Linked DNA regions of Homo sapiens: region 2 is linked to region 1. The links are chromatin contacts, found by Hi-C or POLR2A ChIA-PET in ENCODE. All regions are on one chromosome and are shown on one strand. The core of a region is the stretch at or near the end of the contact, and the rest is flanking DNA. Distances in the headings are between cores, read along the strand shown. Region 1 overlaps LRRK1 (leucine rich repeat kinase 1). Region 2 overlaps LRRK1 (leucine rich repeat kinase 1).

The links. A loop is a pair of places that touch in the nucleus more often than their neighbours do. ChIA-PET counts read pairs that join two places held with the same protein, here RNA polymerase II (POLR2A). Pooled maps may share reads with other maps.
Region 2: a loop to region 1 is called in a map of Panc1, with 5 times the contacts of the local background. The contact joins two enhancer-like sites. A Hi-C loop is called at or near these places in 5 of 168 maps with a recorded cell type or tissue (CD14-positive monocyte, Caco-2, K562 and 2 more), 5 of 37 single-sample maps with no recorded cell type and 6 of 50 pooled maps. POLR2A ChIA-PET finds 5 or more read pairs at or near these places in 6 of 52 experiments (A549, GM12878, HEK293T and 3 more).

What each region holds. Positions count from the first base shown.
Region 1 is chr15:101,006,945-101,010,340 of GRCh38, reverse strand. LRRK1 (leucine rich repeat kinase 1) reads right to left here. Exons shown (of 34, transcript NM_024652.6): 7 at 1,278-1,504. Among named protein-coding and RNA genes, the nearest start is that of LRRK1, 89 kb to the right of the region's middle. RefSeq lists enhancers at 1,755-2,084, 3,063-3,357. Within about 2 kb of position 1,805, at least 17 of the 41 ENCODE cell types and tissues checked have a DNase peak (open chromatin) inside an H3K27ac peak, as active enhancers do; they include Panc1, where a contact is called at or near this core.
Region 2 is chr15:100,956,538-100,959,933 of GRCh38, reverse strand. All of the region lies in intron 2 of LRRK1 (leucine rich repeat kinase 1), which reads right to left. Among named protein-coding and RNA genes, the nearest start is that of LRRK1, 39 kb to the right of the region's middle. RefSeq lists an enhancer at 1,138-1,187. Within about 2 kb of position 1,559, at least 6 of the 41 ENCODE cell types and tissues checked have a DNase peak (open chromatin) inside an H3K27ac peak, as active enhancers do; they include Panc1, where a contact is called at or near this core.

The DNA of each region.
Region 1 (3,396 bases), core at 556-3,055:
CAAGGTTAAAGAGTGTGCATTGAAAATGTAGTGCATATGATTTTTAATTCTTTTGAAGAACTCTTACTGTGTCCTGTGTAGATAAAGACAAACCTCTCATCGGTGGGCCCTGGCTCCACTGACCAACAGGGATTCGAATCCTTCGCAGGCATGTAATAGCAAAATGAGTAGGTTCCCTGAAAGCTGCTGAGACCACAGAGCAGGGCTTTGAACCTTCTGGACCTGTCCATCTGGCCCAGGTGAAGGGCCTCACTTGGACGGCACTTGCTTTTTAAGTTCTGGTGTGCAGGCTTCTTTCCCGTTCTCACTTGGGAGTCCCATGGATTAATGCCTACCCCAAGCTCTTTCCAACATTCTTGACTCTTGCTTCACTTAGAGCCTTGGTTTTTCATTTTAAAAATCGATTCAACCCTTTATGGAATGAGGACTTGCAGTTATGTGTCCAAAAGAAATCAGGCCAGGTGCGGTGGCTCATGCCTGTAATCTCAGCACTTTGGGAGGCCGAGGCAGGCGGATCATGAGGTCAGGAGGTCAAGACCATCCTGGCCAACACGGTGAAACCCCGTCTCTACTAAAAATACAAAAATTAGCTGGGTGTGGTGGCATGTGCCTGTAATCCCAGTTACTCGGGAGGCTGAGACAGGAGAATTGCTTGAACCAGGGAGTTGCAGGTTGCCATGAGCCGAGATTATGCCACTGCACTCCAGTTGGGCAGCAGAGTGAGACTCCGTCTCAAAAAAAATAAAAATAAAAATAAAAAATAAAGAAATCAACTAAGGTCATTCCTCCTTCCATGCAAGCTCAGGGGTAAGGCTCAGGTCTCCCTCCAAGGCCTCCAGAAGAAGCAAGCCTGGACTGCCCACACTGTCCACCTGCTGCCAGAGTCCTGCAGAGTTAACCCTTTCTCTGAGGCCCTTCCCACTTTCCCTGGAAGGCAGAGTAAAAGCTGGTGCCTCAGAGCCCCATTGCATCCACCAGTGTGGGAAGGTTTGGCTGCCCTCATCTGATTCCTGGGCAGGACCAAGACAAGCATCTCAGGCAAGCATTCGCATGTCCCCGGGTGAGCTGTGTAAACTTGGGCCAGACAAATGATCTCTCTAAACCTCTCTGTTTTAACCTGAAAGGGAGGCTTGCCTCAGGGTAGGCAAAACTCCTTCTCCTATTTTAGCCAGAACATTTTTCCCCCAAAACCACAAAATACAACCCGGGAGCATGTGCAGGAGCACAACGGTGACAGCGGGGTCACACACGGCTCCGGTCACACCCCGGGGAGCCACCTGGAACAGATGATTTCGTCCGATGACTGCACGCCAGGCAGCTCCCCCAGGTGGTTGTCGGAGAGGTTCAGCTTCCGGAGATTGATGAGGCCCCAGGGGATAACCGAGGGGAGGGTCGCCAGGCAGTTGGCAGAAAGGTCGAGCTCCGTGATCTGGCAGGAGATGTCTATGAGCCAGTCTAGGTCTACCCAGGGCAGTCTGAGATGGGACCATTTCACACGGAGAGCCTGGTGGTGGAAAGAAAGGAAAAGCACATGTGGAGGGTGAGTTCAGGGCCCACATGGGCTTGGAATAAAGCAAGGGTTAATGCAAATGCGCGTCTGTGTGCCTGCTCCAGCCCGGGTCCCAAGAGGCCTGCACATGTCCTTCTCGGCCGCCGGCACCTGCCACGGTGGTGGGTGCAGAAGAGCTACCTGTTCCCATCGGCACCTGCGTCTCACAGGCAATCTGTGCACAGCGCCTGCAAGTCACCCTCCAACCTCCAGAGGGCGCCGGTGGGCGCGGGCTCAGTGCCGCCCCTCAAGAGGCGGCTCACAGGGAAGAGCGCGGCGGGATTGTCCACGTACAGAGGAGACCGCTGAAGCGTCCAGGCGCCTCCCCCAGACTGGAGAAGAAAGCTGACTCCCAAACCCAAGTCTCTGACCTCCCTTCAAGGCGGCCTTTCCTGTGATCAGAGGAGCTGCCGCCTGCAGCTGCCCGCACCGCGCCAGGGTGCTTGGTGGACAGGCTGCTTTCAGAGCGAGCCTGAGATACAGACAGACGATGGCCACACAATATATAAAAAACAGAACTCTGGCCCACGACCCACAGTGACCTGCCTAGGAAACCAACCTCTTTATCTATAGCAAACAGCCCGGGAAGCCAGTCTCTTGCAGGAGGCCAGCCTCTTTTTTTTTTTTTTTTTTTTTTTTTTTTTTTTTTGAGATGGAGTCTCGCTCTGTCGCCCAGGCTGGAGTGCAGTGGTGCGATCTCGGCTCACTGCAACCGCCGCTTCCCGGGTTCAAGCGATTCTCCTGCCTCAGCCTCCTCAGTAGCTGCACCACCACTCACGGCTAATTTTTGTGTTTTTATTAGAGACGGTGTTTCACCATGTTCGTCGAGCTCAGGCTGGTCTCAAACTCCTGACCTCGGGCAATCCACCCACCTTGGCCTCCCAAAGTGCTGCAATTACAGGCATGAGCCACTTCTTATCTCTAGTAACAACCCAGGAAGCTAAGCCATCATTTCCGTAAAAGTCAGTCTAAAATGGCCAGGACTTGGTTAATAACTGACCGATTCTCTAATTTTTGTCCTCACTTTCCATTTAGGACCAACCCGAGAGAGCCAACTTTGCACCCCTACCAATCCCATAGGATGCCCAGCCTGCAGCGAGGCCCCCCAGCTTCCCCACGACAACGGCCTCCCGGCAGGAGGCCCCGGAGGCCTTCCCTTTGTCCCACTAGAAAGCTCCCGCTCCTCTGCCAGCCTGTGGGTCTCTGCCACACGCAAGTCCTGGTGGCTGGCGCTCTTGCCGTTGAAGTCCTGCTAAACAAAATGTCTTTGCTCCACTCATTTCTCACTGGTCTTCCTTTATTTCCACCAGAGGGAGTCAGAAGGGCCAGCGGTTTTCCGGCATGGGGTGGTCAAAGGGACCTGGCGAAATATATGGGAGCAGGACTTTGCTCTTTCTTCCTGATTACCGAAGAATATTGGGCTCAATCAGGTTTCTGGGGAGAAGAAATCTGCTTTTGGGTCTGTTTCTTCGAAGCAACTGGAAATCCGTATTGGAAAATTAGAGGAGCAGAAATATGAACAAAAATTAGTGCTTCGCAAATGGGAAAATGTAACAAGCAGAGGCTACGAGAAAGGTCCCAATAACGTGGGATGAATTCCTCAAAAATTGGCGGCAGGTGACGGGCATCCCTATTTGGCCACCAGATGGCGATGAGCGCCTGTCTTTAGCTCCTCCTCCGCCCACTCCAGGAGTTTGGAAAGACTGGGCCTACGCCCCTCAACACTCCGTCCGGTCTTTGAACCAGAGGAATGAGGGACTCTGTCGCTCTGTCTGTCTGTCTCTCTGTTCACATGGATGAAAAGGGAAGGGCGGCACTGGATCTTAGGCCAGGAGGGTAGATTCTGA
Region 2 (3,396 bases), core at 310-2,809, 50 kb after region 1:
GAACATTTAGGATGAGGCACCGAGAGTTTTCCAATCATGCCATCTACTGAGAACTGTGTGAAAACCCGCAGTTACAGGAAGAACTGAACTCTGTACATTGGAAGACTTGGTTTCAAGCCCCAGCTGTGCTATTTGACATAGCATGGTGTTTGGCAAGTATTTAAGATGTCTGAATATTATCATCTTCTTGTAAAAGAAAATGGCACATATAAAAGATATTGCACAATGCATATGAATAAAAAAATACATACACAAAGAGAAGCGGTGAGCACACAAATGGGGGTGATTTCCAGGAGGCCTGGCCCCTTCCTCCCTACTCCAGGTGCCTGTGAGGCTGCCAGACTGCACTCTCATTTCCTCTATGGACCAAGCTTCCCTTAGCTTTTGTTCCTGTGTCTGCCTTATCTGGAAGGAGCCCTTACGCTTTCCATGCTTCTCGAAATTCTCCTCCTTCTAGCCTAGCGCAGGGGTGCACCCCAGAAAGGACTTGCAGAATTTCCCAGCGGGCTGCCTCTCCTTTCTCCGCCTGCACGTGGTCTGACCTGGGTCCTGGACTGTCCCCTGCAGAGTAGGTCTGCCAGCCTCCTGCTCTGCCCAGGGCTGCCCGCAGGCTGGGTTCTGCTTACTCACTGCCGTGGGTGCCTATCTAGACTGTATCACTGAAAGCCTCTCCACTTCAATTTGTTGACCGTCCAGAGCTCTCTGCATATTAGTAAGGGGGTCGTCTATAATTTTGCCCATCTACAGTTACGGCCACAGGGGTACAGAATTCTCCCAGCAAAAGAGGAGGAGAATGATGCCTTCAGGCACTTCTAAATTTTCCTTTCCAAGAATGATTTTCTTTTGGCCACTCAGCCACACATCCCCCTCCAACCCTTCCCTAAGGTCTGGTCACTTCAGCACAACAGTGGTAGGGTTCATATCAGGTCAAAATGTAAACTCTTTCAAGATAATATGTGGGGGCTTTCCAAGTCATAAAAGTATCTGAGACCTTAGTCATACACACTGCCCAGAAATACATGACTGCAAAACGTTGGCAGGGAAGGAAGTCCCAGAGCACAGAGAGCCCGGGAGAGAAACGGAGAAGTGTGACCACCATGCTGACCCCGCGCTGCTTCCTGGGCCCACCTCCAGGCCCTGCACATTTCCGTCCTCTCCACTTCGGATGGTGGCACCTACTTCAGAGGGGTTATTGTGAGGGTCAAGTGGATGGAAGCACGAGAAGTGCTTAGAACACTGCCTGACCCCGAGAGGCTCTAGATAAATGCTAGCTACTATTATTGTTATTTGAAGTTAAGTTAGAAATTTGGCCCCTCTCTGAAAACTGTGAAGTCTGGGGTTTCTATCTTATTCCTTAGCCATCTGGGATGAATCATGCCTATTCAAATGAATAAGTCAGTGGGTATTGGAATCTTATTTACTTAGCTATGGGTCAAATGTTAGTGAGGCCAAGAAGTGGAAGACAAAAGCCTTGCTTTAGCACCCTTGCTGGGCTTGCTGGGGAGCAGAGGTACAGACGTATCCAAAACACCCAAACATCAACTCCAGACAGGACAGTATATACCAGTGGAAACAGCCATATTCCTGCATGCTGCCCAGCATACAGCTGAAGCTCAATAAATATTCAGTATACATGTTTGTGCCAAAATGAAGGGCCCCAATTGTTTACTCTGATAGTTCCCTTATTTAAAAATGCTGCTTAACCTACTACAGAAAAACAACAAATTAAAAAGGAAGATACAAAGAGAGAAAGAAAAGAACAAAAGAACTACAGAACAGGCTGGGTGTGGGGGTTCATGCCTGTAATCCCAGAACTTTGGGAGGCTAAGGCGGGCAGATCACTTGCGGTCAGGAGTTTGAGACCAGCCTGGCCAACATGGTGAAACCCTGTCACACAAAAATTAGTTGGGTGTGGTGGTGGCTGCCTGTAATCCCAGCTACTCAGGAGGCTGAGGCAGGAGAATCACTTGAACCTGGGAGGCGGAGGTTGCAGTGAGCAGAGATCACGCCACTGCACTCCAGCCAGGGTGACAGAGTGAGACTCCGTCTCAGCAACAACAACAACAGCCAACTACAGAACAATCCGAAAATAATTAAAAAATTGGCAAAAGTATGTCCTTACTTGTCAGTAACTACTTTAAATATAAATGGATTGACTTTTCCAATCAAAAGACACACAGTAGCTGAATAGATTAAAAAATCCAAGAACCAGCAATATGCTACCTATAAGAGATCCACTTTTGCTTTAAACATACACATAGATGGAAAGTGAAGGAATGACAAAAGATATTTCATGCAAATGAAACCAAAAGAGCTAAAGAATGGCGATACTTATACCAGACTGAATAGACTTTCAGTCAAAATCTGTCAGAAGTGACAAAGAAGGTCACTATATAATGATAAAGGGGTCAATTCATTAAAAGAGTGTACTAATTTTAAATATGTATGTACCTAACATTGGAGCACATAAATAAGTAAAGCAAATATTAACAGAACTGAAGGGAGAAATATATAGCAATATAATAATAGTAGGGGACTTCAATACCCTACTTTCAATAATAGATAGATCATCCAGACAGAAAATTAATAAGAAAACAGTGAATTTGAATAATACTATAGACCAAATAGACCTAACAGACATATGCAGAACAATGCCTTCAACAGCGAGAGAATATAATTTTTTCTCAAGCACACGTGGGACATTCCCCAAGAAATGTCATATGTTGGGCCATAAAACAAGTCTTAACATATTTAAGATGATGGAAATATTATCAAGTTTCTTTTCTTATCATAATGGTGTAAAACTAGAAGTCAATAACAAGAAGAAAATGGAAAAATCCACATATATGTGGAAATTAAACCACATACTCCTGAACAACCAATGGGTCATAGAAGAAATCAAAAAGGAAATCAGAAAGTATCTTCAGACAAGTCGAAAAGGAAACACAACATACCAAAACTTACGGGATACAGCAAAAGCAGTTCTAAGATGAAAGTTGACAGCCAGAAATGCCTACATTAAGCAAAAAGAAATATCTTAATTAGACAAACTAACTTTACACTTTAAGGAACTAGAAAAAGAGCAAACTGAGCCCAAAGTTAGAAGAAAGAAAATAAGTATTAGAGCAGAAATAAACGAAATAGAGACTAAATAGATAATAGAAAAGATCAGGCTGGTCATGGTGGCTCACGCCTGCAATCCCAGCACTTTGGGAGGCCAAGGAGTGCAGATCATGGGGTCAGGAGTTCAAGACCAGCCTGGTCAAGATGGTGAAACCCTGTCTCTACTAAAAACACAAAAATTAGCCAGGCGTGGTTGTGGGCGCCTGTAATCCCAGCTACTCAGGAGGCTGAGGCAGAGAGTTGCTTGAACCCGGGAGGTGGAGGCTGCAGTGA